Regions from separate parts of the Mus musculus genome. Here regions 2, 3 and 4 are each linked to region 1. A link is a loop called in an ENCODE intact Hi-C map of the cell type or tissue named here. Cell type or tissue: left cerebral cortex. All regions are shown on one strand.

The links. Peaks named below come from ENCODE experiments on the same cell type or tissue, not always from the same donor. Only the 100,000 strongest peaks of a DNase experiment are listed, where the experiment ranks them.
Region 2: a loop joins it to region 1, with 5 times the contacts of the local background. A loop is called at or near these places in 9 of 42 quality-filtered maps.
Region 3: it touches region 1 in a loop (4-fold over the local background); 10 of 42 quality-filtered maps call a loop at or near these places.
Region 4: a loop joins it to region 1, with 4 times the contacts of the local background. A loop is called at or near these places in 2 of 42 quality-filtered maps.

Annotation. Positions count from the first base shown.
Region 1 is chr13:69,505,330-69,513,329 of GRCm38, forward strand. It overlaps Tent4a (terminal nucleotidyltransferase 4A), which reads right to left. Exons shown (of 13, transcript NM_198600.2): 4 at 7,561-7,681; 5 at 5,291-5,398; 6 at 4,234-4,362; 7 at 1,587-1,800. Among named protein-coding and RNA genes, the nearest start is that of Tent4a, 25 kb to the right of the region's middle. In left cerebral cortex, a CTCF peak has its summit at 4,450 (motif pointing right); DNase peaks (open chromatin) are centred at 4,486 and 4,937.
Region 2 is chr13:69,607,021-69,615,020 of GRCm38, forward strand. It overlaps Srd5a1 (steroid 5 alpha-reductase 1), which reads right to left and starts at 4,443. Exons shown (of 5, transcript NM_175283.3): 1 at 3,947-4,443. The coding sequence starts at 4,227. It overlaps Nsun2 (NOL1/NOP2/Sun domain family member 2), which reads left to right and starts at 4,996. Exons shown (of 19, transcript NM_145354.5): 1 at 4,996-5,168; 2 at 5,281-5,438; 3 at 5,918-6,022. The coding sequence starts at 5,073. In left cerebral cortex, a CTCF peak has its summit at 3,713; DNase peaks (open chromatin) are centred at 4,027 and 4,617; H3K4me3 peaks cover 2,318 bases; H3K27ac peaks cover 1,136 bases.
Region 3 is chr13:69,621,555-69,629,554 of GRCm38, forward strand. Nsun2 (NOL1/NOP2/Sun domain family member 2) reads left to right here. Exons shown (of 19, transcript NM_145354.5): 8 at 51-125; 9 at 1,609-1,739; 10 at 4,924-4,997; 11 at 5,482-5,612; 12 at 6,006-6,102; 13 at 7,981-8,000. Among named protein-coding and RNA genes, the nearest start is that of Nsun2, 14 kb to the left of the region's middle. In left cerebral cortex, no CTCF peak of the experiment used is centred here; DNase peaks (open chromatin) are centred at 3,165 and 3,711.
Region 4 is chr13:70,585,610-70,593,609 of GRCm38, forward strand. Ice1 (interactor of little elongation complex ELL subunit 1) reads right to left here. Exons shown (of 19, transcript NM_144837.3): 18 at 6,964-7,062; 19 at 3,080-4,203. The coding sequence ends at 3,992. Among named protein-coding and RNA genes, the nearest start is that of Gm36267, 15 kb to the left of the region's middle. In left cerebral cortex, a CTCF peak has its summit at 1,590 (motif pointing left); DNase peaks (open chromatin) are centred at 1,586, 4,773 and 5,004.

The DNA of each region.
Region 1 (8,000 bases):
AGGAGTAATGCAGGCACACTGAAATAGAACCTGAAGACATGGGACACTCAAGTAGATGACACACTGTCAGGACGTTTCCACGAAAACCCCACCTCCCCATTTATGGGATCCGTTAGCCACTTGAAGACAGCTCACTAGAATTGTCTATTTTCCTTTCAAAAGATTTTTAAAGAAATTAGTCTCACCCTAGAACGAACAGTTTAAAAATAATCATTAAATTTGAGGACAGTAGGGGGAAGAAAATATCCATGGGAGGAGATACGGAGACAAAGTATAGAGCAGAAACTGAAAGAAAGGCCATCCAGAGACTGTCCCACCTGGGGATCTATCCCAAATACAGACAACAAACCCAGACACTATTGTGGATGCCAACAAGTGTTTGCTGACTGGAGCCTGATATAGCTGTCTCCTGAGAGGCTCTGCCAGAACCTGACAAATACAGAAGTGAATGCTCACAGCCAACCACTGCACAGAGTCCCCAATGGAGAAGCTAGAGAATGGACTGAAGGAGCTGAAGAGGTTTGCAGCCCCATAGAAGGAATAATAATATCAACCAACCAGAACCCCCCAGAGCTCCCAGGGACTAAACCACCAACCAGCTAGTACACATGGAGGGACCCATGGCTCCAGCCACATATGTAGCAGAGGATGGCCTTGTAGGACATCAATGAGAGGAGAGGCCTCTTGGTCTTGTGAAGGCTCGAAGGCCCAGTATAGGGGAATAACAGGACAGGGAAGTGGGAGTGGGTGGGTTGGTGAGCAGGGGGAAGTGGGGATGAGGATAGGGGGTTTTCGGAGGGGAAACCAGGAAAGGGGATAACATTTGAAATGTAAATAAAGAAAATATTTAATAAAAACATTATTTAAAAAAATGAGGATAGTAAATAAATAAGGAATAGGAGCAGAATAATAAGCGACTGAATACAAATGAAAGCACAAGCTGGGATCTGAGAGTCATGTGGACAAGGCTCCCCTAGCACAGAACACCAACGTGGCCAGCTCAGGAGACCATGGCTGCAGCGCAGCGCACAGTTCCACGAAAGAAGAACAAAGCCAAGGCGTTTGCAGCCTCCCGTCGTCCTGTTGTCACAGCCTGCCCTGATCCCATCATGCACTTAGCCTATCACCCAAGACAGGCTCAACAGGCATATGCAGAGTTGAAGAGCAAGCACCAGGAAGGACTATAACTAAATAAGAATGTGCAGCAGTTATCAGATTGGCAAGGACTTAAAGACCAAGTGTTACCACGGTGGGTGAGATAAGCACCCTTACACGTGCCAATGGAGTGGGGCTTGGAGTCCTAGCTCAGCCACCACATACTGCAAGAGCAACATTTGCAGTGACATAGGAAAGCCAGGAGAATCACCTGCAGGAGTCCCCATTCTTCACTTCCTGGCCCATGCTTCCTTCCTGAAGTGAATGTTTCCTGTGAGGATTCCCTGATTAGCCTTTCCTAGTTATGATATTTCCAGAATGTAAACATTTTAAAGTGCAGTAAACTCGTTAGAAACCTGAAAGTGTTCCCACTGAGTTCTGCTGGTAGAGATAAGCCAGCACTGTGCTTCCAGCCAGAGGGGCAAGCTCACCAGGCAGTAAGGGGTCCTCAATGCACAGCATCGATGGTCGGTACCCACTGGTCATGGCTTTCATGATCTCTTCTTTGGCGATATAGGCACCTCCTTCTTTTATTCTAATACCAGTTTTTAAGTAATTAAAATTTCTTCCATAAAGTTCAAAAAATTCTACAAGAAGCATTCCCAGGTTTTCATCAGCTCTCCGGGCATCGATTCTTGGATGTAACTGTAAAAGCAAGAGAGCCACCAGCATATGAATTCAAGCTACACTCCAACAACACTCACCTAGCAGCTCTCCAGGAACCCACTGAGGGGTCCCCACTCGATAGCACCTGAGAAAACACAAGACAATGGACAGCCTCTGTTGGTGGGAGGCTTGAAAGAAAGAACACATCTCAACATCCATTCAGACCACGACATCCAAGCACACACATCTAGTTACCCTCATGCTGCAATGGTAAGTTTTCCACATTGTCATCTGGATGGTGGCTGCATGGTTCACATCAATGTCATCATCCTGACATGCTACCAGGAGGGAGCAGGATGAGACTGAACAGTATCACAATCATTGGACCAGGATGTGAGTGGACAGAGCTAACTCTGCCTGGGAACTCACTTCCAGCTTTCACACATCACTGTCAGGCTATTTCACCTGCACACTTTGTTCTAGCAAGCCACAGCCTCTCTGTGACGCTTGCCCACGGTCCCTGATAACTAACTCCCAGGTGCCAGCAACTTTATAGACCTGAGCTGCCCACTACAGAATGAGTGTGGGCATGCCAGTTACTCTCAGCATCCAAGAGTAGCGTGTGGCTCATCGCTTCCATGGTCACACAGAGAACTTGTCCTTTGCACAATTCTAGATGGTGACGGTCAAGCCTCCCTAGTGTCCAAGTCCTGGTAGCACAGGGCTGAAGCATGAATGTGGCCTTCCAGGAATAATCCCTCATAATGTCAGAGTTCTTCCCTCCTCTACATAACAGGGCAGTCCTCTTGCCAAGCCTTTATGTCCTTGCTTTTGAGCCAAATCAAATACTCAAGGCAGCCCAGTACAGGGCCTGGCCTTCTTCCCTCAGGCAGCAGCAGTGAGATAAGCAGAATGCTACACCAGGTCCAGCCTCAGGTGGGTGGTCTCCAACACAGGCACAGAAGGAGGGCTATCCCATCTATATAGCTCTGTGAGGTCTGACAGCCAGAAGGATCCTAGTAACAGCACACCAGGAAGCCTTGGGAAACCCCACTCAAGGTAACGTCACCTGTCCTGACAAGATATCCAAACACATTACCTCAAATCAGGGGTACTCAAGATATAAACAGAGGCCATGTCGCTAACAGTAATGTCACCCACTGTGATGGCTCAGCACTGTAAGCCTCTCCGCTGTCACACCTGGGGACTAATGCTTCAGGGGCAACACGTCTGCATCAAAGCTCACCACAGTCCGAGCTACAGTCTGACTTGCAGGCTAGCAGTGTCATTGGGAATAACAAACCCTCAGCAAGCACTCACAAAGGAGAACCAGTGATATACGTGGGGAAAGAGACTTGGGCAGCCATGGGGACATACGTACACTCTCAGTGATATACGTGGGGACATGTATACACTCTCAGTGATATACATGGGGACATACATACACTCTCAGTGATATACATGGGGACATACACTCTCAGTGATATACATGGGGACATACATACACTCTCAGTGATATACATGGGGACATACATACACTCTCAGTGATATACATGGGGACATACATACACTCTCAGTGATATACATGGGGACATACATACACTCTCAGTGATATACATGGGGACATACACTCAGGTGACTAACACACACAGGCAAATGTTTTCTCAAGCCAATAGAAATGCAATAAAACTTTAACACAGGTGCTATTTTGTATATGAGTTAGCAGGTGTAAGAGCTCACATCTATAATCTCAGTGCTCAGGAGCCTAAGACAGAAGACTTGCTACTAGTTCAAGGCCAGCCTGGGCTACAAAGTGAATTCCAGGTCAGTATGTAAGAGGTTCTGGCTCAACATCACCAACCAACCAACCAGCAAGGAGAGGAGCGCCTTGCTTGGGAGGCCAGCTGCTGACAGGGCAGCTCCTAGTGCTCTACTCGCAAAGCAGAGATGACACCGAATTTAAGACCAATAATCACAGAGGGCTTGCCAGGCAGAGTGGCTCACATGTGCAGTCTCAGTGCCAGGGAAACTGAGTCAAGAGGACTGCCATGGGTCCAAAGCCAGGCTGGGCTGCACATGAGTTCTAGGTCATCCAGGACTAGAGTGACTTTATCTCAAAAACACAAAAGGAAATGTCTCCATCTCATCCCCATGTTGGTAACTACCCTTTACTCTCAGGGTATTTGGGAGTAATTTACAGATAAGCGCCAGTGGAAAAGGCTTTTTATGATTTATATAGGAATAAACCAATTCTTGCTCTCCTGCTCCAAACTGACAATCCACAGTTCTCAGTATAGTAAAAGTTGGAGCTTCCTGAAGCACAGGCAGGCATCACCCAGGGTCTGAAACCTACACCCACAGAATCAACCTACAGGACGGGGGCTGACCAAGAAAGCATTGTGAGGAGAAGCAGAAAAGGGCGCCTCCTCAGCCCAGTGAGGGTGAGGAGAGCACAGTGCGGAGGCCGCTCACCTGCAGAAAGCTGATGGCCATTAGGATGAGGCTGTAGGAGCTGATCCCGCCTGTGAAGACCTCATTCAGGTCCCTCTGCAGCAGGAACTGTTTCAGCACTAAAATCAAGTATGGCAGTAGCGAGTACTTCTGAAACCCAAGAAGAGGCATACAGGTCAGCTGATATTTTTTTTGTTATTGTTTTAATTATGCCTGCATGTACACCTGCAGGCCAGAAGAGGGCACTAGATCTCATTATAGATAGCTATAAGCTACTGGGCGGTTGCTGGGAATTGAATTGAAAAAACTCTTAAAACCTCTGAGCTCTCTCTCCAGCCCCGTAGCTGATGTACTTTTGAAGGGACTCTAGACAAGCTTCCTGGGAGAAAAAGAACTCCTCACCCATTCTCCTGCTCCCTCCCCCCAAAAACTCTTGACTCCAATTTTAGGCTTAAGGATTCACACTAGCTGAGGGTACTGCCCCCACACCCCCAGGCCCAAGCCATGACCCCATCAGTGGGACACAAGAATCCCAGCACTCAGTAAGCAGGTGGCTCAGCCCTGAACAGAACTAGGGAAAGCAGGGACAGAGAGCGAGGGAAGTGGGCAAATGCTCCTGCAGATCAATGACAGACAAGGGGAACTGACAGAGGAAAGAGACCACAGGCTTGGCTGTGTGGCCTGAGTGCCAACACTCAAAGCTCCAGAAAGCAGCAGCTCAGGCACCAGCCACTCTCACATTCACAAGCACTGAGGCCTCTAAACTAAGCCAACCTAGACGGAGTCTGGCAAGTGAGAAAGTAGGTTGGGAGAGTAGCACAAAGCCGGGAGCAGGAGCGAGGCTGTGCACTAACACAGAACATTTCCCCAGAGTGCTCTAAAAGAAGCAGTCACTCAAAGCCAATCAGAAAGCAACTACACACTTCCTGAGTGCCCCCACAGACCCCATGACAGAACCTGGAAATTGCACTGTCTGTATTGCTACCCATGACCCATCCTAAGGTTTTTAACATTCATGAGAAAAATGAGTAACAAGGTCTCACACCTCTGTCCTACTGGGCACCTGAGACAACAGTACCTTCATGTAATTCTTGATGAACTCTGCCGCCCGCACGCCAGTCTCCATGTTAAAGCTGATGTCGACTTTAACTTCAGTCTCCTGATCTGTGAGCTTTATGATGGGCACCTATGAGGATGTAGTTGACAAACTGCTGTGACATCTACATCTCCAGACAGTCACTCACCGTTCTCTCTTCACAAAAGGGAATTGGTGGTCAAGGATGTCAGTTTTAAAGAGAAGGGCTCTGTCAGGAGTTAAAATCAGTGGTCATGAAGCTCCACACAACGTCCATGACCTGTCTTCTCCTAGCAGGACTCCCACTCTACCATCTCCTACAGGCCAACTCTGAAGTGGGACAGCAAGAGGGGAATGGGAGCCTGAGAGAGGACTCAGGTGAGAGGCCTGACCTGCACATGCACCCTACAAAGTCACACTACACACCCAAGGGTGAGAGCACCACAGCTGCTCTGTTAGACCAGACACTGAGAAATACACAGCAGCACAAAGCCCTTGCACTTCAAGATCCAGATCCATGGTTATCATCACAGGACGAGCAGGAGGGAGAGGAAGAGAAGAAGAGAAGAGAAGAGAAGAGAAGAGAAGAGAAGAGAAGAGAAGAGAAGAGAAGAGAAGAGAAGAGAAGAGAAGAGAAGAGAAGAGAAGAGAAGAGAAGAGAAGAGAAGAGAAGAGAAGAGAAGAGAAGAGAAGAGAAGAGAAGAGAAGAGAAGAGAAGAGAAGAGAAGAGAAGAGAAGAGAAGAGAAGAGAAGAGAAGAGAAGAGAAGAGCGCACACACACACACACACACACACACACACACACACACACACACACACACACACACACACACACACACACCAGCCAGGATGGGATGCCTTCAAGTAATTGAGGTATATATTTTTCAACATGCTGGAGCAGGGAGTCTGGGAGGACTAAGCAGTTATACCCAACAATCCTCAAATGCTCTGTCTGGATCTTGAAAAGTTCAACAACTCAGGAACCTCAGGCCACCCATAAGCTCTCCTACATCTGAATACCACCACCAACAGCAAGTCCCCATTGCCTCCACATTGTCAAAGGGCCTCACTTCACTAACTGTGCAAGACTGAGTGGTCAGAGTGCCTAAGACAGCTGGATTTCTCCCTGGATGAAGAATTAAAGACAAAAAGAACAACCATGGCACAGATGGGGCCACAGCAGGACCCCAGACCACAGCAGGACCTTCCCTGGATCACAGCAGGACCTTCCCTGGATCACAACAGGACCCTGGACCACAGCAGGACCCTGGTCATAGCAAGGTGTCACCTCTGCCCACTGTGTTTAAAGGAGCTCAAAGCCTTTCCCTTGCTATTCATTGTGGGTGTTTCCTCATGTGCCTGCCGGTGAGTTGGAGGACTGACTGAGTACAACATGGCCTTCTGCATCTTACCCAAGGTTCATGACTAAGCAGAGTTCCGGTGAATAAAATAAAAGGCAGTATGGTAGCCAGGCCTGGAGGGACAACCACTGGGAAGGGACAGTCTAGACACTTTGTGAAGATCCAATCCACAGTGGGCATGCTTCCATCTAAACACTCACCCACCCCAGGCAAAAGTACCAACAAAGCTTGCAGCCACTGGATTGAAACTCACACTTTCCCCAAAAACCCTACAGACGAGGTAACACACCAACTCAAAACTGAAACACCAGTCCATGGCAGCAGAGCTGGTGTCTGGTGCATACCAGGGCCACAGACTGAGATCATAAGCTGTCTAACATAAACCATTTCAATGAATCGTCCCAGGAACTTCTTAGAAGCAATCTTATCTTTCAGTTTCCCCTGAGACAGTGCCTTTCCTAAGAAGACACAGGGCTGAGCAACAAAGGGAACTCCAGGTTTTCCTCCTTCAGCGTAAGTTAGTGTGCGGTCTTACACACACACACACACACACACACACACACACACACACACACACACACCACTGCCACACAGATCTCTAAGCTGCAAACCAGGACAACAGCAGGTGGAGTGCTAGTTCCTCCGTAGTGATCCTCTGCCTTGCTTTACTCTACAGACACAGACAGACACAAGTCTTTTAAGGCCAAGAGTGAAAATCTAAGATCTCACAATGAGAACAAATCCACTTATCACCAAACAGGTTCTCAGCTGGTAAATCATGAAGATGGTCACTGGTATGGTTATACCACAAGAGGACAATCAAAATATAACCAGTAACCACTGTAAGAAAACCAGAGGACACTGACCCCATGTGGGGACTTCAGGTGAAGGTATCTGTCCCCCAATACTCACTGTAGCTTTGTCAAGAACTTTGATGGAGCACGGCTCAGCCACGTTGTGCTTCCGGAGGGCTTGTTCCAACAACTGTAATGGAGGGCGTTCCCACTTTCCAAAGACAACCAGGTCTATGTCACTGGACAGAAGAGAAACTGTGTCAGTCACAACAAACCTCACCAGGTGGCCTCCCATGGGAAGGCCAGCACCACAGCATGTTGCCTCTTATCAACAAGGTCCCCTAAGTACCTAAGCCATGAGCCCTGAATGCAGCTCTTGAGTCATCTAAGTATATAAAGCCAGAGTGAAAAGGGCCTCAGAGTCCCAGGAACCAACAGGTGACAGGATAAACTGTTTTCAGCAGTCTATTCTATCGTCACTGGCTCTTGCTTCAAGGTCTGGAGATCCCTGAAGACTTTTAATCTACTTGGCTTCCAGAGCCTTTGCCCATGTCAGTT
Region 2 (8,000 bases), 100 kb after region 1:
CTTTCTACTGCCTTTGGGTCGACTCTCACCTCCTTCTCCAGCATCATGTCTGCCTGCATCCTGCCATGACCACAATGAACTAGAACCCTGAAAATGTAAGCCAGCCTCAACTAAATGGTTTCCTTTATCAGAGTTGCCCTGTTCCAGGTATGTCTTCACAGCAATGGAAACCCTAACTAAGATAGATTAATGAAGATTAATGAACTGTGCAGCCAGGCATGGTGGCACAGGCCTTTAATCCCAGCACTCAGGAGGACATAGAGGCAGGTGGATCTCTTGAGTTCAAGGCCTGGACTACAGAGTAAGTTCCAGGACTGCAGGGCTACCCAGAGAAATCCCGTCTCAGAAAACCAAAATTAAATAAGTAAATGTATACATAGATAAATAAAGTGAATTTTCCTTGTAAGTTGAAAAAATGTTTTTTTCAGGGTCTCTGGGTTCAAGTTCAGAGTGCTGAGATTAAAGGAATAAGTATATCATCACACCCATATAGGTTAGAAAATGTAAAGTTATACTAAATTATATAATACTCCAATAGAGTCTGAGTGAGATGGACTTATTTCTCTCCATTTTCACACTTACTTTCATCCTCTTTCTCCTCTCCTGGGGATCAAATTCAATTCTTTATGCATGGAGGGCACCCAGAATTTAGTAATTTCCAAGTTAAGTGAAATTTCTGAAATACCAATAGCTAAATGTAAATTTAGGTCCTCCGGGCTTATTAAATTCCATGCAAAGAACTATTTATTGTGTAGCAATATGCAGGGCCTCCCTAAAACACTTCACAGTGATCGAACATGCATCTGCAGCAAACACTGGTCTCTGAAAGAATTCAACCTTGGCCACTTTTGTCTTCACCCACTCTGTGTCACTAAGTGTCACATATACAGAGCACAAGAAAAAAAATCAAACTGAAGGGTTTGGGGCTGGGTAGGAAAATGAGAAGAACACAAGATGTGTTCTTTTAGTGCGAAGTGGACTGCTTTTTGTCTATCTCGGAGGGTTTAACAAATAAGATTATTCACAAGCTACGAAGATAAAGAGGGAAATATAAGCAAGGTGGAAAGGGACCGTCAAATAGAAGAGGTAGCCCTGAAGAGGATGATAGTTATAAGGCTGAGTTTTGGGTAAGAAAACTTAAACAGAACAATGGGTTATTTTGGTATGAGAAAGAATTCTGTGAGATAGAATGATTCCCTGTCCCCACTCCCCCAGTTGAATAGCTGGGTTGCTCCAGACTGGGAAGAAAGAAATAAAGTAGAACTAATGATGAATCAGGCTACCAGGGGGCTGAGCAGGTAGCAGGTTTGTGAAGCACGCTAGGAAAACACCCGTGCTGCACATGTTTGGGATACATGTATTCTCACTGCTAGACGTTAGTGCTGGCACTAATGTCACATGTTACGCTTGTATGAAGCTCTGGGGAAACTGAGACCCCAGTCCGTGAATTGAGAGGTCAAGTTTAATGGTTACAACTGGTCTCAGCTCAACCCCACTGGTCCTCTGACTTATCTGATTGCTTATCTCTAAGGCACGGATCCCGGTACAGATCTGAATTTGCCTCTGTGCCTCATTCTGAACTCTGTAACTACTGTATGATAAGCGTCTGCAAACGCATGGATTTGAATAAGACAGTGATGTTTAGTGCCTATGAAACAGTGAAAAGAGCCTCGCAGTGGGCTCATGAAAACTGCTCCTTCTCCTTCTAAGTTTCCCATTTATGTGCCTGAGATAAGGGCGCTTGTGAACACTGATCTCCAGTTACCATCCCTCGTTCATAGGACCAGATCAGGCAGACTTCAGAGGAAGTACTCCATCAAAGACGGAAAAGGTGACAGCTGTTCAAATAAGAATCACTTTCGTCAAGTACTAATGACAGATAAAGCCAATGAGCAGTCAGAGAGGCTTGCACGTATGTGTTCCTGACAAGACTTATCTCTCCCCAGACTCTGCCAGCATCAGAACCTTGAGCGATGGTCACCACAACCTCACACCAAAAATAACTTCTGCAAGGATGTCTGTTTAACCTTAAGACTGTCGACCCTATCCCCACTCCTCGTAACTCTTTAGGCCAAGTTATTAGCTTCAAAATACTGTATGTAATCCATAGGCTGCTTTTGATAATCTTTTTGGCTGTACAATCGAATACGGCACATACGTTCTCATTCCAATAGTCTGTGAGTCCCCTCCCTTCTCTCAGTGCTAGGGACAGAGTGCCTCCCTTCTCAGAGCCTTCACTGCACATCTTAAGGGATTGGTCTGCCACTGTGCTACGTTCTCAGTCCAAAGGGAATCTCCAGAATTTGTAATTTAGACTTACATACCTCTAGCACTTTGCCTTGCAGGACCTGCTTTTATCCATTGCAGACACACACAGACACAAATTCTGGTGTTCTTAAGGAGATACTTCTGTGAACAGGAGTTCAGTGGATATTCAGACAGCAGTAAGGTCCCAGCCTTTCTTAAGAATAAACCAAGCAATTTGATAACAGCTTTATTTCATAGGCCATATCTTTTTTGTACTTGTGTGTGTCTGTGTGTGAGAGAGAGGAAGGAAAAGAGGGGCAGAGGGAGGGAGGGAGGGATGGAGGAAGGGAGGGACGGAGAGAGATGCGCGTATGCCACAGAAGAGATGCATATATGTGGGTCAGAAGACACCTTCGGCTGTCGGTATTTACCTTCTACCTGTTGTTCGCTGCTGTGTATACCACCATCTTACCTAGCTCCTGGGCCCTAGGGGTTCTCTCATCTCTGCATTCATTTCCCTACAGGGTCACTGGTATTGCAGAATCTTGTGTGGGATGCAAACTCAAGTCCTTGGGCTTGAACGGCTATGCACCTGCTGAGCCATCTCCTCAGCTTCTGGAATACTCTATCAACAATTTGGGTTACACAGAACTCAGTCTTCCTTGTATGTTGATTGTGCCCTCATATAAAGGGCCTGCATTAATACTGACAAGAAATCAGTCAAAAATCAACTCCCCAGCCCTGCATGGTGGCGGTGCACATCTTTAATCCCAGCACTCATGAGGCAAAGGCAGGTGGAACTCTGAAAGTTCAAGACCAGTCTGGTCTATAAAGTAAGTTCCAGGACAGCCAAGCTGTTACACAGAGAAACTCGGTCTTGAAAAAACAAACAAAACAAAACAAAACAGCAAAAGATCAATCAACTCATGTACCATAGTGGCCACAGTGGACTTTGGGCAATAGATCTAGAAACTCATTCTTTCTCCTCACTGGATTTAAGAAAGCAGAGGCTATTAACACAACAATGCATTCTCCCAGCCTCTCTGGGAAATGAATACTTTAGGATCAGAGAGGATAAGAGACTTTCCCATGTCCCAAATGTCACAGAACTCAACTTCCTTAGATATAGAGACATCCTTTTTTTTTTTTAATTGTGCACTTTTCAGAATCTAGATGAAAACATTTAAACGTTATTAATAAATGTTGGGTCAGTTAAAGATAAGACCTAGAGACAGTCCAGTCCAGTTTATTAGAAAACCCAAAGACTTGAGGCGGTCACTAAAACATTTTTCACATAACACCTCCTGGGAAAGATTCATACCATCTCACACAGAGAAAGCAAAACATCTCTGAAATTGCTCCAGTCCACATTCGGGGTCCACAGTGGTTCCAGAGTAGGTTGTTAGCAAGCTGAAGCTAGGTCACCTGGCTATGGGACAGGCTACCAGGGATAGATTCCCCAAGGGGGAAACAGTAGAAATGCAGCTTGGATGGCATCGCAGATACTCCTTAGGGCGGAGTCTGCAGATGGGCAGGGAAGAAATCCGGACCACTGTGCCACTATCCCTGACCAGACACGAACTTCCACCGCTTCTGTGCGGTCCTTTCTACCTCCCTTTCTAGACAATCCTTTGTATTTCGGAATTAAGTCTCTGAGCCGCGGGTCCTCGGGAGCAAGCGCAGGAGGGAAGACCATTACCTTTGCACGTAGTGGATCAGAAACATAGCTAGCAGGACGCGGTTAGGCAGGTTGCCCAGTCGGGCGGCTGCAGGACGGATGCACTCGTACAGCGGCCAGGCCATTGAAGGCAGCTCCTGTAGGAACCAGGCAGGTCGCGCGGGCACTCGGCGGCCGGACCACTGCGAGGAGTAGCGGCCGTAGGAAGAGCCCACCATCTGGAGCCCCACGAAGGCCACGAAAGCCAGGAAACCCTCCAGGTAGACTAGCGCATCCAGTAGGCGCAACTCATCCAACTCCATAGCTGAGGTCGAGCAGCGTGCTCCATGCTCGGATGTCCAAGTGGAGCCACATATAAGCTCAGGAGGAGGGCGCAGAGCAGCCCACAAGGGCCAGCGCTCCAGCAGGGTGTACCTGCCCAGGGGAGGGGCGAGCCACCTGCTCGGGCGGAGACAGGAGCACAGGCTAGCACCACCAGAAGATACCCTCCCGCCCGTAATCCAAACGAGAGAACGATTGGGTAAAACCCCGCCCACACAGGGAGCCACGCCTCTTCGGGGGGAGGGCGCCTTAGTCTCGAGCCCCGCTCCTCAGAGCCCCGCCCGATCTTGGAGCGCTACACACATTGGCTGAGAGCTCCTTTGGCTCGCGAAAAGTTCTGCCGGAGCTCCGCCCCCTCAGCGCCACAGCGGAGCACCAGAGCCTCGCATCACCCACAAAGTCCCGCCTACACAGCAAAGACCCCGCCTCTTCGCTCGAAACAGACTCTCGCTCCGCCCCGCCTAACTTGCAACCACGCCCCTCCACAGTCTAACCCGGACAGCGACAGATCGGACAACACTCCATGACTCTCTGCGCACGCGCTACGATCAGGTCGTCCATGCAGGTGCCTGAGTCTCTGTGTAAGACGGGGAGATTCACGCTCAGTGGCGTTTAAGGTTGATTTGAGGAAACACGTTCTCTATAGGAATACCACCCTTTTTTTTGCGTGAGTTCTCGGCGGGAGCATGTTGTGTCTTTCAGGCATATTTTTTGACTGCCTCTGCTAGGACCCAGCCGCGGGGTCCTCGGGATGCAGCCGGAAGTGCAGCGTGCGTGCGGTTTGGTGGGTCGCTGTGTGCGCTCCGCGTGTGCAGCCGCGTGGGCCATGGGGCGGCGGGCGCGGGGCCGGCGGTTCCAGCAGCCGCCGCAGCCTGAGGGCGAGGAAGACGCCAGCGACGGCGGCAGAAAGCGAGGCCAGGCGGTAGGCGCGGGGACGAGAGGGGTGTCTGGTGGGCTCGCGCGTGCGGAGCTTGCTCGTGGGCCGGGTTCGCGGGTGTCGGTCGGAGCTTGCTCACCTGTCGCTTTCCTGGCAGGGCTGGGAAGGTGGCTATCCCGAGATCGTAAAGGAGAACAAGCTCTTCGAGCACTACTATCAGGAACTCAAGATCGTGCCAGAGGGAGAATGGGACCAATTCATGGAGTCACTCCGAGAACCTCTCCCAGCCACACTGAGAATCACTGGGTACAAAAGGTACGTTTGCTGTGTCTTTTCTGAGGTGTGGACTTGGGGGCTGTAGTGCACAGGAACGTCCTCGGTGGGACATTAGAATATGAATAGAAAACGCGACCCGGGAAAGACTTGGGTCCTATGGGGGACCATCAGAGCAGCAGGAATCTTTGCCTCTCTTGCACGTCAAAGTACGTTGTCCGCAAGACTCGTGGCAATTAAAAACTGAAGCTGTGACAAAATGCAGTATTGCTTTTACCTTATTTGTAAGGTGTGTCCAACAGAACAGTGAACTGGAGGGAGTTAGAAAATTGATGGTGTTGCTTTCTTAGATGTTAACAGGGCCTAGGTGTTAAAAAGTCTGCACACCCCGGAGCGCTTATGGAACGTCTTCTCAGAACTGGTTTTACGTTTAAAACACTTGGCAATCTTAAAGCTATTAAATCTTACCAACTCACCTTCTTAGATGACTGTGAAACTTGCTTTTTTTTTTTTTTCCATAGCCATGCCAAAGAGATTCTCCATTGCTTGAAGAACAAGTACTTTAAGGAGTTGGAGGACCTGGAAGTAGATGGACAGAAAGTTGAAGTTCCACAACCACTAAGCTGGTGGGTACAGAATGCTTCCTCGTGCTGGGTGTTTCTTAGGTCCCCAACCCCCTTTAATGCACTTCTCAGCTCTAAAGTCACTGTCGGCTTAAAGAGCTTGGTTGTACTTTCCTTTTTTTTTCTTCTTATAAAGATTTACGTGTTTATTATATATAAGTACACTGTATTCAGACACACCAGAAGGCATTACAGGACTCATTACAGATGGTTGTGAGCCACCATGTGGTTGCTGGGAAGGACCTCTGGGAGGGAGAGAGCAGACAGTACTCTTAACTGCTGAGCCGTGTACCTAGTCCCTGGATGTATTTTTCAAGCATCTGTTTGTCTGTTTTCCGAGACAGGATTTCTGGGTGTTCTGAAACCTGTAGACAAGGTTAGTCTCAAACTCAGATCCACCTGCCTCTGCTGGGTGGATTAAATCCATGTACCAGCATCATCTGCCTTATTAGATTTATGTATGTATGTATACGAGTGCAGGGAGGCTGTCTTCAGGCACATCAGAAGAGGGCACTGGATCCCATTACCATGTGGTTGCTGAGAATTCAACGCAGGACCTCTGGTCTGGAAGAGCAGCCAGTGCTCTTAACCACTGAGACGTCTCCCCAGCCCCCATCATCTGCCTCTTTTCAAGCATCTTAATGTTCTTTCCTGTAGTGCTTTTATTAACATGAGGTTGGGGTACACATGTTCATCAGTGACTCGCAGTTAATTGAGTTAATGAGTTTGGTTAATTGGTCTTGGGTCCAGCTTCCTCCTTGATGTTCCTGAGTTGCTTCTTGAACTTCTTTTTACAATGACCAGTTTTCCACATCCTAGTTTCCGAGTAGAAGGGAAGACAAGCTCTGCTTGCCAGTCTCATCACAGGTTGCTATGGCTTGTGTGCCAGTGTTTCCCAGCGCAGCCTGCCTGTAGGCTCACATTCAGTCAGGCTTCCCCTGTATCCAGCAGCCAGGCACTCCTGCTCCCATGACAGCCCTTTTATTACCTGTGATCCCTGGCTCTGAAGGTGTAGGATTTCATATTTAATACCTGAAATGCTCAGTAACAGCTCAGATGCTCCACACCCTGAGTGAACTTAAGGAAACTTTTAATTATGGTTTCATATTTAAGATTTTTAGGTAAAATTTTCACAAAAGAAAAATATTTTAAGCAGTTTCTATATAAAGGTGAATTTAGTGAGTCTTTTCTGATAACTATGGGTTTTAATTTTTTTTTTAATGATTTTTCATTTTGAGGCAGGGTCTTATTTAATCATGGCTGGTCTGGAAGTTTCTATGTCGAACAGGCTGAACTTCAAACTCAGAGAGACAATCCCCTCTTCTTTTGAGATTGAAGGCCTATGCTACCATGTCTGCATTTTGGCTATTGGTATATTGATGTTGTCTTTTGTTTTTAGGTAATCTTTTGTGTTTTTTTTTAATCATGGAATATCGCTTGCCATTTTTCACTGGCTATTTGGGTTTTCAATATCCTTCCTTACCATGTTAAGCACAGCAGGTCCGTTTAAATGAGTCCTGGATGTCAGACACTAAAATCAGTGTGCAGAAGATTTCTCCAATATCTCACTAGGACTCCAGACTGGTGGCGTCGATGGAATTGCCTCTGGTGAAGCAGGGTTAATATTTCAGTTGTTTTTAATTGTCTGATACATCAAAGAGTGCTGTGTGTAACATCCACAGAAAATTTCTTTTTCATAATTTAGATGGAAATTAACAGAAGTATCTTAGTGCACAACGGTTGAGCAGGGTCTAAGAACTATTTTTCTGTGTCACTTCCAAGTTTCAAGTTTGTCACTTTGAGTCTGTTTTCCAGTCAGCCTGATTTCATTTTCCCATTTGTTACCATGGCTACAGAGATACACAGAACCTCTGTGACTTGTTACAGGAATTCATTGTCCTGTCTCAGGTGTAACAGTCAGTGCCAACACAGAGATTAATTACTGTCCGACCTGCTTAGTTTGATGCTGGGTTGAGTAGGC
Region 3 (8,000 bases), 120 kb after region 1:
GCTTGGGTATGACCTAAGTAGGGCTCACTTGTTAAATATCTTCTTTTCAGTGGCGATGGCACAATGAGAAAAAACATTGATGTCTGGAAGAAATGGACAACCTTAAACAGCTTGCAGCTCCATGGGTAAGTGAATTGCTTAGACTGAGACAGGCAGACTTCAAGATGCATGGCTCCCTGGTAGACCATCTACCGGTGTGCCTCGGATGACACAGTTAATAGTTGCCTCATGAAAGTTTGCCCACTACAAGTTATGTTAGAGCAGTGGTTCTCAGCCTGTGGGTTATGGTGCTTTTAGGATTCATGTTTCCATGATGTTTGCAGCATGATTCATAACTGTAAAAGTATTACACTTACTAAGTAACAACAAAATAATTTTATGAGCCGGGTGTGGTGGCGCATGCCTTTAATCCCAGCACTCGGGAAGCAGAGGCAGGCAGATTTCTGAGTTCGAGGCCAGCCTTGTCTACAAAGTGAGTTCCAGGACAGCCGGGGCTATACAGAGAAACCCTGTTTCGAAAAAAAAAATTATAGTTGGGGTTCACTAAAACATGAGGAACTATATTAAAGGGTTGCAGCATTAGGACGGTTGAAAACAATTGCCTTAAAAGTCTTATTTAAGTAAGTGTAGTAACTTCGAACTGGCCTGGTGACACATTCTTTTGGTCCTAGCACTTAGGCAGAGGCAGGCAGATCTCTTGAGTTCAAGGCCAGCCTGGTCTACAGAGTGAGTTCAAGGACAGCCAGGGCTGTTACACAGAGAATCTCTGTCTTGACAAAGCAAATAAATAAGAAAATAAGTAAGGCATAGTAACAGCTACTTTTTATGCTGTCATGATGCACATTTATCTGCCTTCTATGCCCATTTCACCGTGGACTTCTCATGGTAGCGTCTGTCATGGTTTGTGTGAGGCAGTATTGGTGTGTGGTGTACTTATTCTTCCTGTTGTTTATGTTTTGCTTGAGCGTGTATATGTGCACACTTGTGTGTGCCTGGTGCCTATGGAGGTCAGAAAACTGCAGTTTTGGATGTTTACGAGCCACCATGTGGGTGGTGGGAGCCAACCCAGGTCCTCAGTACATGCTCGTAACTGCTAAGTCATCTTTCCAGACCCTCCCTCCCTTCACAGCGTTCTCTTTGGCTCTTTCTATAGAGCTTTAGTGTTCATTTTTTCTTTTAACATGAAAAGCACAAGCTCTTCAGTGAGTGGGCTAGTATACTAGTATAAACTGACTACAAATAATTTAGCAAGTACTTTGTTTATTAAATACTACTAGTTTTATAAAATGGAGGAAAGGTTTTATATTTTTCACAGGAAAACTACATAATTCAATAAATTTGGAGATTTTTTTAGTAGAGAAATTCTCCAAATACATTATAGTTTTTTTGTTAAACTGTTGGGAAACAGAACAGAACAGAATAAAAAATAGATGTTGGAACAAACATACAGCTTATATAAGGTTACATTAAATTCACTTGCAACCCTGAGAGGTGTTTGCTTTGTTTTTATTATAAAAGTGCCATGAAAATCATGTTTGTAACGGAGTAAGTAGGTGTTCTGTGGCCTCTGGTCTGGGGCTGATGTGTTAACCTGAGATCTACCTTTAGCCTGCAGCTTCGGATTGCAACTCGAGGTGCTGAGCAGCTGGCGGAAGGTGGCAGGATGGTGTATTCCACGTGTTCCTTGAACCCCGTGGAGGATGAAGCAGTGATCGCAGCTCTGCTAGAGAAGAGTGAAGGTGAGCATGTGTGCAGCCAGTTCTTAAGAGTGCACAGTGAGCAGGCAGCTGCGGGAGGGAGGGCGGGGGTTCACCATTTGCATGCATGTTTAACCCAATGCCTGTAACTCTTTAAAGTGAGATGTACTTTAAAAAAAAAAGGGCTTCTGAGATGTGATTGACTTAGTCTGTGAATTACTTGGAACCTGAAAGCTTAGGGACAAAGCTGTGCTCATTTTTCTCTAATAACAAAATGACTATTTGTAACTATGCCAGACCCTTATACATTGATTGTGTAAGAGTTTAATGGGGTAGAATAATCCCCCCCCCCCCCCCCCCCAGCATCTTGCCTGTGAGTGTTCAGCGCAGGATGCTTGGCTAATTGATGCTGTGAAGCTTTCACTATGGTCCTCAGTTCCTCATCCTGCGAGACTGACCTTGAAGCTCTGTGTCTCCTGCTGCCACCATTCAGCTTTTGTCTCTGGAATTGTGACTCTAGGTCACTCTAGGTTACTGCCTTGTTTGCAGCAGTGCAAGTTTCTGTCAGGGTTTTATTCCATGTGTAAGCTGAGCGTTACCCAGCTGTCTGTACAGTTCCTCAGTGGGTGGGCACTTGTGACCTCCTGTGAACCTGGGGCTGTGAATGTGAACGTGGTGTTAAGGTTTCTTGGCCTGCTTTCCACGCTTTGGGATGTGCATCTGGAAGGGGAGTCTTCCTGTGTTAAGGATTTACCAGGCTGATCTTTGCAGTGATGTCAGTCGGTTCCAGTTTCACAAGGTCCCAGTTTCAACATGTTCTTGGCTGACCTGTACTTGTTAGTACCCGTCCCACTGCTGTAAAGTCTTAGACACTGAGTTACACTGAGACATCAGACAGGCAGCATTTTCTAACAGTATAGCATTTTCACAATGCTTTTAAAGTGCTTCACTTTCAGCCTTTTGCTGAAGAGTTAGCTTTCCACCATTAACTTAACCTGTATTGGAGGTTTTAAAAAGTTGTCAGTAGGTGTTTTCCATGTTTTGATAACACAGTCCACCAGAGTGCCATCCTCACAAGCATGATGGAAGTTAAATATAATATGGAAAGTTCACTCACATTTCCTGTGGCTCAGCACCCACCACCTGCCATGGGTGCATTAGGTGTGCCTCAGCCCTGGCTGGCCTGGGCTGTGCAGTCAGCCCTCAGCTGGGTCCTTTGGGTTGACATTTGATATGCTATATTCGATTCTTACACTTTAGCTTTAATAAAGATGAGATTTTGGAACAATTATTTTGCACGAGGAGAAGGAAATTATCATGATGTCATAGCCACAGGCACTCTCTGCCAAGTGATAAGAATTGAACTTGACCAGATTTATGCCTGTGTTAGCTGACATTCAGGGATGGGAGGATTCTGATAGCTGGAAGGATGGCGTAGTCCCACAGCTCTGAAAAGCAGGCAGTGTACTTAGCATTGGCAGCCAGTTCCTATCACTGAAGCCAACTAGAGGACTTGTGCTGTCAATATCAGGGAGAGGGAGGCAGAGGGGCTGAGTTAAGCCCAGCTTGAGGCTCACAGGAGTCCCTTTTTCAAAAGCCTAGCTTGAGGAAGAAGTTCAGTGACAGTCCTTGACTGCCCTGAACAGTAGCTGGGGTCGACCCTTAGCAGAGCCCTCTGAAGGTAGTTGGAGTTGTAGGAGTTGAGGGAGTCTCTCTCTCTCTCTCTCTCTCTCTCTCCCTCTCTCTCTCTCTCTCTCTCTCTCGTGGTGCTTTTTATTGATATAAAACATGGCTCAGGTTTCTTGGTGAGCAGTTCCCTTGACTAGAATAGTGTTAATGCCGGTAAACTCACCTGAAACACAGGCTTAATGGTGACAGGAGCTATCCTTCTGTATCAGGCCTGGCATTTAGTCTTAGTCACAAGCTTTAAACAGAAAATGGAGCAACAAAAAGTGCATAGAGTACTTAGGTGCGGGGAAATCAGGGACTACCAGATGCTCAGAGCTGACACGCTGCAATTGAGAACTGGAGGAAAGATGGCTCACAGCCATGGAAGCTGAAGAAGGGGTGAGCTCCTTCCTGACTTGGGAAGAGTTTTGCTCCTTGATGCAGCCAGTGGCCCAGTGCTGGAAAGAACTGGTGTCTACACTTCGTGCTTGCTTTGAAGGAGGGAGAATCTTTTATTTATTTATTTATCTATTTATTTGTGGTTTTTTCGAGACAGGGTTTCTCTGTGTAGCCTTGGCTGTCCTGGAACTCACTCTGTAGACCAGGCTGGCTTCTAACTCAGAAATCCGACTGCCTCTGCCTCCCAAGTGCCGTGATTAAAGGCGTGCACCACCGCGCCCGGCCAGGAGGGAGATTGTTAAGAGCAGAGCAGAGCGTCTATGGACGGCTCCCTAGCAAGGGTGCCTTTGGGGCCTTTTGACTTGCTTACAGCTACTTGCTTTCCCTTCACCTCTCCAAGGGGCTTGGATGGTTTCCTCAAGTCTGTTTTGGTAGCTGGTCAATGCTAACTGGTGACTCCACTGTACAGCTTCCTACCATGTCACTGTTGTAGACCACCGGACTAGAACATGTTCACAGCTGCCCTGGAAATCTTTTATAATTGAACATAATTTCTGGGGTGTTTGTTAGACCAAAAGGTATGAAGACACAGTTCACCTAATCAATGTGTGTGTAGAGCGTACCTGGCTCTGAATCCCAGCTGTGGGGCAGTAACTCTGGAACCAGCAGTAACCGTAGTTAATGCTTACAGCTTCAGTGTAAACATATTATCTGTGTATTTTAGCAGCTTTATTGAGTTTTAACTTGCGTGTTGAGAATGTAATTAAATGACTTTTCGTAAACTCACTTAGCTGAGTCTGTCACAGTCCAGTTTGAGGCCATTTTTGTACCTCAAGCAGGTTCTTTGTACCTACTGGCTTTCACTCTCTGTCCACTTTAAGCTGCTTTTTGTCTATGAACTTACCTTCTCTGGACATTCTTAGGAGTGGAGCCGTGTGCAGGGCAGTGGTGGCGCACGTCTTTAACCCCAGCACTTAGGAGGCAGAGTCAGGTGGATTTCTGAGTTTGAGTACAGCCAGGGCTACACAGAGAAACCCTGTCTTGAAAGAGTGGAGCCGCAACGTGTGTACTTTGATGTATGCACTTTTGGGGTTTCTTTGAATGTGGACAATATATAAGCCTTTGGGGTTCTTGTTTTTTTTGTTTTGTATGTTCCTAGGAGCTCTTGAGCTTGCTGATGTGTCTGCTGAGTTGCCAGGACTGAAGTGGATGCCTGGAGTCTCACAGTGGAAGGTAATCTTGTGATGGGGACTTTATTTCTAAGGACTAGGAACACCTTGAAAGAGCCACAAACATTGGGAAACATTTGTGTTTCGGCATTGTGAATCAGTGTGTCACATGGTTGTTCAGTATAGATTCCACTTGCAGATTCTATTTAAAGACAAATGCTATAATTGCATGTGGTTGCTTTTCTGCTTTTGTTCCCCATATGGAACCTGGCTTTGCTCTCACACACATAAATATGACCTTGATACCTTTTATTTATTTTTTTTAATGTGTGTGGTTTGCAGTTCAACTTTGGTTTATAAATAGAAATAGTTTCCCCTTGACTTCCCCACACAAAATCGTCTGAGATTTGTTTTAAAAACAAAATGAAAACCGAGTCCGTGGGAGTGATGGCATTGCTCCTGGACTTGGGGTGGATGTGTATCCGCCGCCTTGCCCTGAGCACCGGTGTGCTCCTCACTGAGGTGCTGCTGCTCCTCCCTTTGGACAGGTCATGACTAGAGACGGGCAGTGGTTTGCAGACTGGCATGAGGTTCCCCAGGGCAGGCATACACAAATCCGACCTACCATGTTCCCACCAACGGACCTGGAGAAGCTACAGGCAATGCATCTAGAGCGATGGTAAGTTTGTGAGCTGTGGAGTCGATAGGGTTGCTGTCCTTTGTTGTGAGTACCAGTGTTTACAAATATTGGTATTGTGTCCAATTTCAGAGTTAGTACTTTGGAAACTGCCATGTGCCGTCCGTCCTTTCTTCATTTATGTGTGGTAACTGTACAGCACTCTTGCTTCATTTTGATAGCTCCATAAATGCCTGTAGTGTGCCTTGATGATCACGTGCATCTCCCCATCCCTGTGTCACCCTGTGTCATCCCTCCTTACCTTCCCCTCTGACAACTTTGCAGTGAGGATATGCCGTTCTTCTGGGAGTAGCACTGAGTGCAGTAAGGGCAGAACAGACCTCAGCAGACTCAGTTTTGGATCATTTGCGTGACTTTGCATTTGTACTGTTGTAGCCTTCGAATCCTGCCCCATCATCAGAATACTGGAGGGTTCTTTGTGGCAGTATTGGTCAAGAAAGCACCAATGCCGTGGAACAAACGTCAGCCCAAGGTAAGTGTTAACAGAAGACAAGACCTGTAAGAGTTAATTCATTTCAAATGCAGAGCCAAGTGAAGGTTTTGAGAGCTGAGGGTGTTACGAAGCTCTTGAGCTTAAAGAAAGGGGGCTTCATTTGAATTTCAGATTTTACAAAACATAGGCATTCCTCAAAAAGAGACAGTGAGAAAGGATGTATTTGGGGCCATGTTCCCTCTCTGTCTATCCCCAGCTACTTAGCAGCAGTTGAAAGGACATGAGGTTGATGGTGGCAGGACTCTGGACTCTGAGCCTGGAGTCCTCTGACATTTCCTGCCCTGCACCATGAGGTTCCTTCTGCCCACTCTGAGTCCTGCTCTGGAGTAAGACACCCCTCCTATCTGTGAGCCATCCCTATCTCCATGCCACAAGCTGTTAGAGCCAAATCCAAGTCACAGCCTCAAGAGACATCTCAAAAAGGCCACTGTCTACAGTACCCACTGCCTCTGAAAAGACAGCACAGCTATGTCTGGCTTTCACTGTGAGCGGTGTCCACCTCTGCATGACTAACTAGTAAGATACTACCTCATAGGAGTGTGTCTCCAGCAGGCCATGTTATTCACTCACGCACAGGCCCGGCCAGATACCTGAAACTGGTCAGAGTGAGAGAGGCATGCTAACATGGAACCCAGCAAATGACACAAAATACTTTAAAAAGCAAAACAGTAAAATGGAAGAGAGACTAAAGCCCTGTTAAAACAGCCTGAAGCCAGAAGGCACCTCAAGTGTATGTCATTCTACGGCATACTTATAACAGCCTCAGAACAGTTGCCACCAGCTCAGCCACCAGCTGTAGGTACAGAGCACAGGAAGTGCCACTGTTACACTCTAAGATACATCACACCCAGAGCACGCTCTGCTGGGGCTGGAGGCAGAGCACGTTCTTAGCATACGCAAGGACTCTAGTTTCAACATCCACCCCAAATAACTTAATGCTTGCCGCTGTTAAAACACATTGTAAGAGAACACAAGGTACCCTGATATTAAACTTCCAGTGACCACTTAGAAAAGAAACAGTATTTCAAACACACTGCCATAAGTAAAACGTATTAGTAAAGTTAATTTTACCTTTTTTTTAAAGTACACTACTAGAAAATGTACACTGCCATATGGCTGGCATCCTACCTCTATCAGAAGACTGCAGCTCTAAGCTTTACTCCCAAGGAGTTTGGACTCCAGAGTTAGGTCTCAACTAGATCAGCTAGAAGCTGGACTGATAGTCACCCTGAGCCTCCAGTGGCCAGGGGAGGATGAGGTCCTTGAGAGAACAGTTCTTTTCTGATTTTTTAAAGCTGAGCAGCCTTAGACTTAATCCAAGATGACCTTGAAATGCACAATTCCTGGCCACATTTTATAACCACAGAAGGGTTTGTGTGGTAGGCAAAGTGTGCTAGAATATGACTTGCTTCTGCTCTGAGCCAGTTAGTTGTATATCATGATTGCCTCAGTTCCTGAGGCCCTGGGTGTGTGTGTGCTCCTCCTAATTACACCCTGGAACAGTTCCCATAGCCGTCTTTTGTTAAGATGTCTATCAGTTATGGGCCTGAGCCTAACTCTGTAGGACTCATGTGCCTTACTCAGAGTGGACACAGGGTTACCAAGAGCAGGCAGGCTCTACAAGCCCCTGGGATGTTCTTTGTGAAGCTATTGGAGAGTCAGCTCTGAATTGAACAATGCCTGCAGATTCCATTTAAAGAGCAAATTTCAAAGGCAATGTTTTTTAAAAAGAATGTTTATCTTTCAATGCTTTAAAAAAAATAAAAGTGGTTGACAGGAACATAGTAGTCTTAATTTCTTTACAGTGGTGCGAAGTGTGTTGCTTTTGTGTGAAAATGAATTTGTTCCCTTCAACAGGTCCAGAATAAATCTGCAGA
Region 4 (8,000 bases), 1.1 Mb after region 1:
CAGCACAATGCCTTCTGCATTGTTCTTTATGCTCAAGACTGCTTTCCTATTTGGAGGTTTCTGTGGCTCTGAACAGAGAGTTCAGACTAGAGGTTGTACAATTGTATAGAATGTCCTGTTTGTTCTAGATTGCAACGGATTTCAGAGATTTTTACAGTAGTGATTTTTGGACCCTGTGAACACAGGGTAGCCTTTCTATCTGTATGCATCAAAAACTTCTTTTTGGGGTGTTTAGATTTTTCATTTCTTTTGTTGACCTTATTGCCTTTGGTGGTGTTGTCCTGATTTGCTTCAGATATCCCATGGTCGGCAAAGGCAGTATTACTGAACTTTGAATGCTATTTTCTTTGTTTTGAGATTTGTGCATTCTTTAGTCCTAACACTTCTTTTTTTTTTGTAGATCTCTGTTTACAGTCACATTATGTGCAGTGACAGTGACCTTCCTCTTTTCCAATCTTACTGCTATTTTCTTCTTTCACCAGTCTGATCCCCCTGGTCTAGGACTTCTAGAATGGCAGTGAATGGCGGTATCATTTTCTTGCTCCCATTTGAGAAAGAAAATGGCCAGTCTTTCCTAATTCAATTTAACATCAATTGCTGGTAATGGTAACCGTGCTTTGTTGACACTGATACGTTCTTCAGCACCCAGCTGGTTCAGTTTCATCTGCAGGGATGTGTGTCTTGAACCTACCCAGAGATCTTCACGGGCTTCATCCTCTACAGAAGTGGTAGGCTGGCCTGTGAGTCCCAGCAGGAACTGGGGAAGGGCTGGGGCTGGCACAGTAGAGAGGCTGGTAGCAGGAGGAACCCAGGGGTGTATCTCGCCGAGCCTGCTGAAGATCTAACCTCCTCCATGAAGCAGAGTCCTTCATAAATGCTGCACCCATGCCACCCATATGGAATTCTCTGGCCTTTGACTTTGTCTTCAGCTGCACGCAGAAATTACTTACCAGTGGTAAACACACTGATGACAAAGGAGGGGTGGTCAAAGAACATTAAGAAGGTAATGCCTTGGTATAAAAATAGCATCTGTTAATACTTTGTTTAGAAAGGCAGGAAAGGGGTGTCCAGGGTTCATAGTCATTCACGAGGAAGTGTCGGACAGGGCGCAGAAATGGCTTAAAGTTAGTTCCTTCCTTACTCTAGAAATTCAGCTTCTAGAACTGCCTCATTAAAGCCTTTGTCTCATCTCTGCTGCAAGGTACCCGTAAGTGCTAGTCACACTTTAACTGCTTCCTATAGGAGCATGTCAGAACATGTGAGAAGCTCTTTTCCTCTGAACGGCTCCATCAGGCCAGAGTGCCACACCTGCCCACAGCCAGTAATACGCCTGGACATCTGGGGTTTTGCCCTCAAGTGTTTTATTTTGTGATTATTTTTAACCATCACCAGAGAGAATTTGACTGAACTGTTAAAAATTATTTGAACCTGTTACCTTGTCACCCACCTGACCCCCATGTACCTTAGACATAATGGGCCCAAGAAGCCAAACTAGTAGCTTAGGAGTAGGAAAGTGCTTTCCTGATGAGCAGCCACCTAGTCACCTGGCTCTGCTTACAAGATGGTCTGCAGCACCCTCTGGTGGCCACAATTCAAATCCATCCTCCTTCCACAGTGGCATTTGATGAGCTGCACAGCCCCATCTTTTATAATGAGGAAAAAACCACAAATGACCACCTTCACTGATGTGACAGCTCCAAGGATATATTGCACCATGACCCTGGAGGTCTTCGGAGGGCCAGCAGGTACGTCCAGTCCATTTGTCTCCACACAGTTTCACTTTTCAGTCAGGATGATAAAAGCCTCCATCTATACTCTGCTGGGTACCAGGATTCATCAGCCTAAAGCTACTTGGCCTGCAGAGAGTCATACAGCACCATGGGTGACTTCTGTCCATGTGGATGGATGGATGGATGGATGGATGGATGGATGGATGGATGGATGGAGTCTGTGCTGGAACTGGTACTACTGGACTGGAGAAGCCACTGTCTGTGGAAACATCTAGATGCCCAACTCCTGGACACTCAAGACACAGGAAGCGAGGCCTCTCCCTTCCCACTTATTTGCCACCTCGACAGGCCACCACTCACCAACAGATGCTTCAATGCTTTACCTAGCAATGGGGACCTTGTGCTTTCTTCCACTCTGTCCCACCTTCCATTCAGGAGGGCCGAGGCGAAGCTCTCTCTAGATGAGGAGACAGATGGGAGGGGAAGGAAGAGGAGGGAAAGAGTGAGGAAGGAAAAATCGGAGGATATGAATACGAATGAGCAAGTCAGCGCTTGCTTCCATCAGCTACTGATCCCCAAATCTCTGCCCTGATCTCTAATTTTGCTTATTGGGGGGGGGGGGGGGGAGCTCAAGGCCACCAACAGTTGAATATCTTGCACCCCCTCTTCCTCCTGTACCTGTTGAGGACCTATGTCAATCTGCCTTTCTGGGCGTGCCCAGAGCATCCTTTACCCTTCAGCAGCCCCACACCTCTGGAGGCTAGGGCTAAACAGTGAGACCTGCAGCCCAGCCTTAAGTGCCCTGCAGGCTGCTGTGGAAGAGGATCCCATGGACAGTCACTTGCATTTGGGCCCCACACCTTCTCACCCTCAGCAGGACTACCTTCACTTTCCAGGAGGAATGCGACTACTCCCTCTTCTTGTTAGATGCTCTTCTGGGTCCTTCCAACTTTACCTCCTCAGAGGACCTAGATCTCATGCTGACGTCTGTGCCCCTTCTCTGTGATTACAGACCCATCACTGCCAGGTCCAGTGGGTGATGACTTAAGAGACTTACCCATTGAGAATATGGCTCTCTCTTAACAGGCTCGTTGAGCACTAGCTCAGAGCATAGGCAGAAGGAGGCACTAAAGAAGAACTTCCAAAGGGGCAACCCACTCACTCATGTTTGTGAAAGCTACTTAAGACACAGATGCAAGTCACCAGAACCATTGTCAGGTGTGACTTTATAGACAGCAATTATAACTGAATAGCGAAGTCTACACAGAACCATTTGACACTCCACAGTCTGGGACACATCTTCATCCGCACTACAGATGGGACATCAAGCACCACATAAAACAATCACAACAGTGTGTATGGCTTGCTTTTATTTTTTATTATAAAAACACATACAAGAGTTTTAAGAAATGATGAATATAAGACAAATCAGAATCACAGTGAGTTATTAAACCCATTTCTATATACAAATAAAAAAATTCCGAAAGTGGAATATCATCCAATGTGAGACACATCATAGATAGCACTGTCTGTATGCACACACCCCACAGAGCTGTCCCTATGCACACAGCCCACAGGGCTCTGATGCTCCCTCAGACTGGCCATCTCTACACAGCCAAATGGGAGTCTTGCTCTGTCAGTTAATCCTGATAGTAATTTATGGTTCAGGACATTTACAAATGGGAAGAAACACACTCACATACACTTCCACCAAGTTTGTCCTACTATGGTACTACGGTAGCTGCGCACTATGCTGTGGTTAAACCTCTGGAGCCATTTCCAGCTACAACAGTGAGAGACTTGCTTAGTTCTTGTTTTAAAAGACAATTTGCTTTTGCCTAGCCATTTACTTGAGCATAAACTCTAAAAATGACTCAGGTACCAAACCATGTTTTTGTATGTTTAAGATCATTATAAAAAATGCCACTCAACCTTTAAAAGCCACTAAAAAGGACACTTTTGCAGCCAAAGAAATAAAAAGGGCTAAGTTCAAGTTTTTGTTGTTTGACCAAGATACAATAATACAATCTATATGTCTGTGACCATACAGTCATAACTGAAATGCATGTGGTATAGGGGGAAATGCAGCTGCCTGCCTCTGTCCTCATCAGACCACGAGGCGCGCTCCTGTCATCTGCATCATGCCGTTCTCTGCTGAAAGAAGGCAAGAGCTTTACAGTAGAGCTGGCTAAAGCCCTTCTCTCTGCAGTGATCGTGACCTTCCGGTAAGCCTCCTGTCTCAGGGAGCTGACAGCCAGCTCTCAGGGTGCAGAGTCTCCTTTGCTTGTACAGCCAGCCGAGCCATCAGCACTCAGAGAGCCAACCTCTTCCAAACAGTGGACAATGGCGGATGGAATAGCGTTGGAAGTTTGTGTTCGCCAAGCTTCTAGAATCTTGGATATCTCTGCTGGATTGCTAGGACTCAAGTCACAAAGGGCATACACAGCTGCAAGCTGTACACCCCATGGGATATCTGAAAAGGATTTTCAAATCAGTTATAATACATCGACAAAGAAAGCATCTGGTAGCATCTCCGCGTATGACCTAAAGAAAACTACTCAGACATGGACTATTTGCGGCCACTAATGAGAAAGTCACATTACAAAGAAAAATGTCTCACAACAAAAATGTTCATTCAAGACCTGTCTACAAATGAAAACTAAGAGCTCCCTGTCCCTCTGGGCACTGGCTGTTACCAGTTACATGGGGTTACTCCTCTAACCCCATGAAGCTGGAAAAACACGAGGAACCTCTAACAACACCAACTAACACAAAACGCTCAGCCTCCAGCACAGACATGAAAATCATAATAACTTTAGTCTATTTTTACTAAGTAGTCCATTTATACAAAAGCCTACCCTTGTGTCAACTGACACCAGATGAGACTATGATTCTGAGCCAGTGTGACTCCAGACAAGAATAACTTCAGCCAGTGTGACTCCAGGCCAATTTGAGCCTAGGCCAGTGTGGCTCCACGCCAGTGTGACTCAAGATCAGTGTGGCTTTGGGTTAGTGTGACTCTAGGCCGGCATGGATCTAGGCCAGTGACTCTAGGCCAGTGTGACTTCAGGCTAATATAGCTCCAAATCAGTATAACTGCAGGTTAGTTTGGCTCCAGATCAGTTTGACTCTAGGCCAGTGTGGCACTAGGCCAGTGAGACTCGAGACCAGTGTGGCTGTAGATCAGCGTGACTCGAGACCAGTGTGGCTGTAGATCAGCGTGACTCCAGATCAGTTTAATTCCAGGTCAGTTTGGCTCCAGACCAGTGTAACTCCAGGCCAGTGTGACTCCAGGCCAGTGTAGATCTAGGCAAGTGTGGCTCTAGGCCAGGATGGCTAGAGGCCAGTGTGATTCTAGCTTAGCATTTCTCTAGACCAGTGTGGCTTAGCGTTTCTAAGCCAGTGTGGCCCCAGGGCAGCATGACTCTAAACCCAGTATAACTCCAGACCAGCATGGCTCCTGGGCAGTGTGATTCTAGGCCACTGTGGCTCTAGACCAGTGTGGCTCTAGGCCAGTTTGACTCTAGACCAGTGTGGCTCTAGGCCAGTGTGACTCCAGACCAGCATGGCTCCAGGCCATTATGACAGATGTAGTTTAACCAGAGTGCCATTATCATTATGTTGGCAAAAGTTTACTTTTTAAAATCTAATTTATTAATTTATAACTTAGTTAATGTAATTCACTGAATTCTAAATGTTTCAGGAGCTAAAGTTCATTATTAGCCATGTATCTCCATCTTCTATGAGCAAGGCAGGGATAAACAAGGCAAATTAGAATTTCAGGCTGTGTCCCTCATGCAAATGCATATCCACATATCACAGATTGGATTAATCTCTAACCATGACATTCATTTATGACCCATATATGCCTTACATGCATAGCAAAGGTAATCCAATATAACAAACTAATACGTTCATGCTATTTAGCAGATTCATGATAGGAATTTTATAGCTCTGGTATTTTGTCAGTGTTTAAAAATTTTAGATTTTCATTTTCTGCCAAGGGCAGCTCTGGAAGGTTCCCCTCCTCAAATAGGAAGCAAAGGCCAGAGAAATCCATGTGTCTACATGTTAGTTCTAATTGAGAATTTAGAAGAATTTCTTCCCTGATACCGAAGAATCAAGAAAAGCATACATATGGCTCTTTTCAGAGTCAGGACTCAACGAGACATGAACGAGGCATTGACAGCCTTAAGCAGGTTTCCAGACTGCAGCACTCAGGCCGCAGCAACAGGGGTGACAGGCACTGCAGGCTCCTTACTGTTCCCTCTGGCATTTAGTGTATGAAATGAGGACAGTGCCTTTCCACCTCCAGGGAGCTAGGAGGCATGTACTAATATACACGGCTTTTAGGTTACACCCATGACAGCAACACAGTCCAGGCCGCACATGTTAGTGAGACACCTTACAAGCTATGACCCTGACTACCTTTTATATCAAGTAGTATCCAAATTGTCATCAAGAGCACTTTCCTATGGAAGCAATGAACACTGCCTTAGCAGCAGGACAGTGTCTAGAGAAACTGCTTACAGCTGCTACTCATGTGCCTGGCACGCACATCAGACCTGCCACCCAGAACTGAAGACAAAGACCTGTGGCTAGGAGTAGCCCAGTGCCACCGGGTGTCTAAGCTGTCAATTTGTATATCTAGTACAAAGCTGTTTACATTATTCATTCACTGCTCAATATTCAAAAGAGACACCAGACTCATCATTCGAAGGGTTACTCTGAGTTAAGCTTTACCCACAAAAATAAGACATTAAATTATATGCCATGAAATCCATAATGGTTAACACAAGGGCCCACTCTGCTACAGGACACTCCCCTTTGGCTGCTGTGCAGGTTTTCTCTGAGGATACAGCCCAGGAGGCAGCCTCATGGGCAGTTTTTCAGTTGTGGATTCCTCCTCTCAGATGACTGCAGTCTGTGTCAAGTTGACACAGAACTAGCTAGCACACTATCTACCCAAGAAGGCAGCAGGTATTTTGTGCTCATACATGCATGGGTGAGAGGTGGTAAGCCATTCTCAGGATGCTTCCTGAATGACAAGGCACCAGTCCTGGAGCAGAGTTCCCTTTTTTGAGGAAGAACTGCTCGTCAGAGCAACTGACCCTTGAAGATACAACACACCACAAAAGGTCAAAAGCACATGAATTTAAGTTGGAAGGACTGGCTCATGTCCTCAGGACATGAAGGGAGAACAGTTCAAGGGTAATGAAAGCCACAGTCTTACCTTCATCCTGAGCATGTTGTATGAACATACCAATAACCGAGCTGATATTCTTCACAGCAGTTGGAAACCCCTCCTTCAAACCCAACTGGCCTAATCGACCTGAAGTAACAAAACACAGCAAAGCAGAGTTCAATAAATGTTGGCTAATATTTCCTGGAAACTGTAATTCATGTCTTATTTTGTTAATTTTTTTCCATTTCCCACCATACATGGTATAGTTTAAGCCTGAAGACCTGTAGTGCAGTGTGGGCTACCACTCAGTGAGACAGCTGAGGCCACAGGGCTCATAGCACAAATCGATGCACCCTGCCACTCAGAGTGCTGCTCACCACCTCGTACCCATGCGAAAGCACAAACACCTGCTGCCTTCTTACAATGTCAATTGATATAGGCTAAAGTCACTAAGAAGAAGGAATTGCAATTGAGAAAATGCATCCATAAGATCAGGCTATAGGCAAGCCCATAAGGCATTTTCTTAATTAATGATTGCTGTGGGAGGGCCTAGTTCATTGTGGGCGGTGCCATCCACGGATTGGTGGTCCTGGGTTCTCTGAGAAAGCAGGCTGAGCAAGCCAGTAAGCGGCACTCCTGCAGAGCCTCCACATCAGTTCCTACCTCCAGGTTCTTGTCCTGACTTCCTTTGATGATGATCTGTGATGGAAATCATGAGCAAATAAATCCTTTCCTGCCCAAGTCGCTTTGGTCACAGTGTTTCTTCACTAACTAAACGATGAGACCCTAACTAAGACAGACAGGAATGCAGAAATGGAACTTAAGTAGTAGTCACCACAGGCAAATATAACACAGGCAAATTTACCAGGTTAACAGAGAAAGCCTGTGGCCTTACCAACAGACTATGGTGACAGAGCACAGGGCTGACTGCACACTCTGAGGGAGGGTCACAGTACAAAGGCAGCACCAGATGAACCGCAGCGTCTTTTCACGGGGTGAAGGAGGCGCTTCTGCCTGGCTAGCGCTAATGCCTGACGGACAAGGCACAGCTCTCTCAGTTCCCATCCATCCTGGACTGTGGTGCA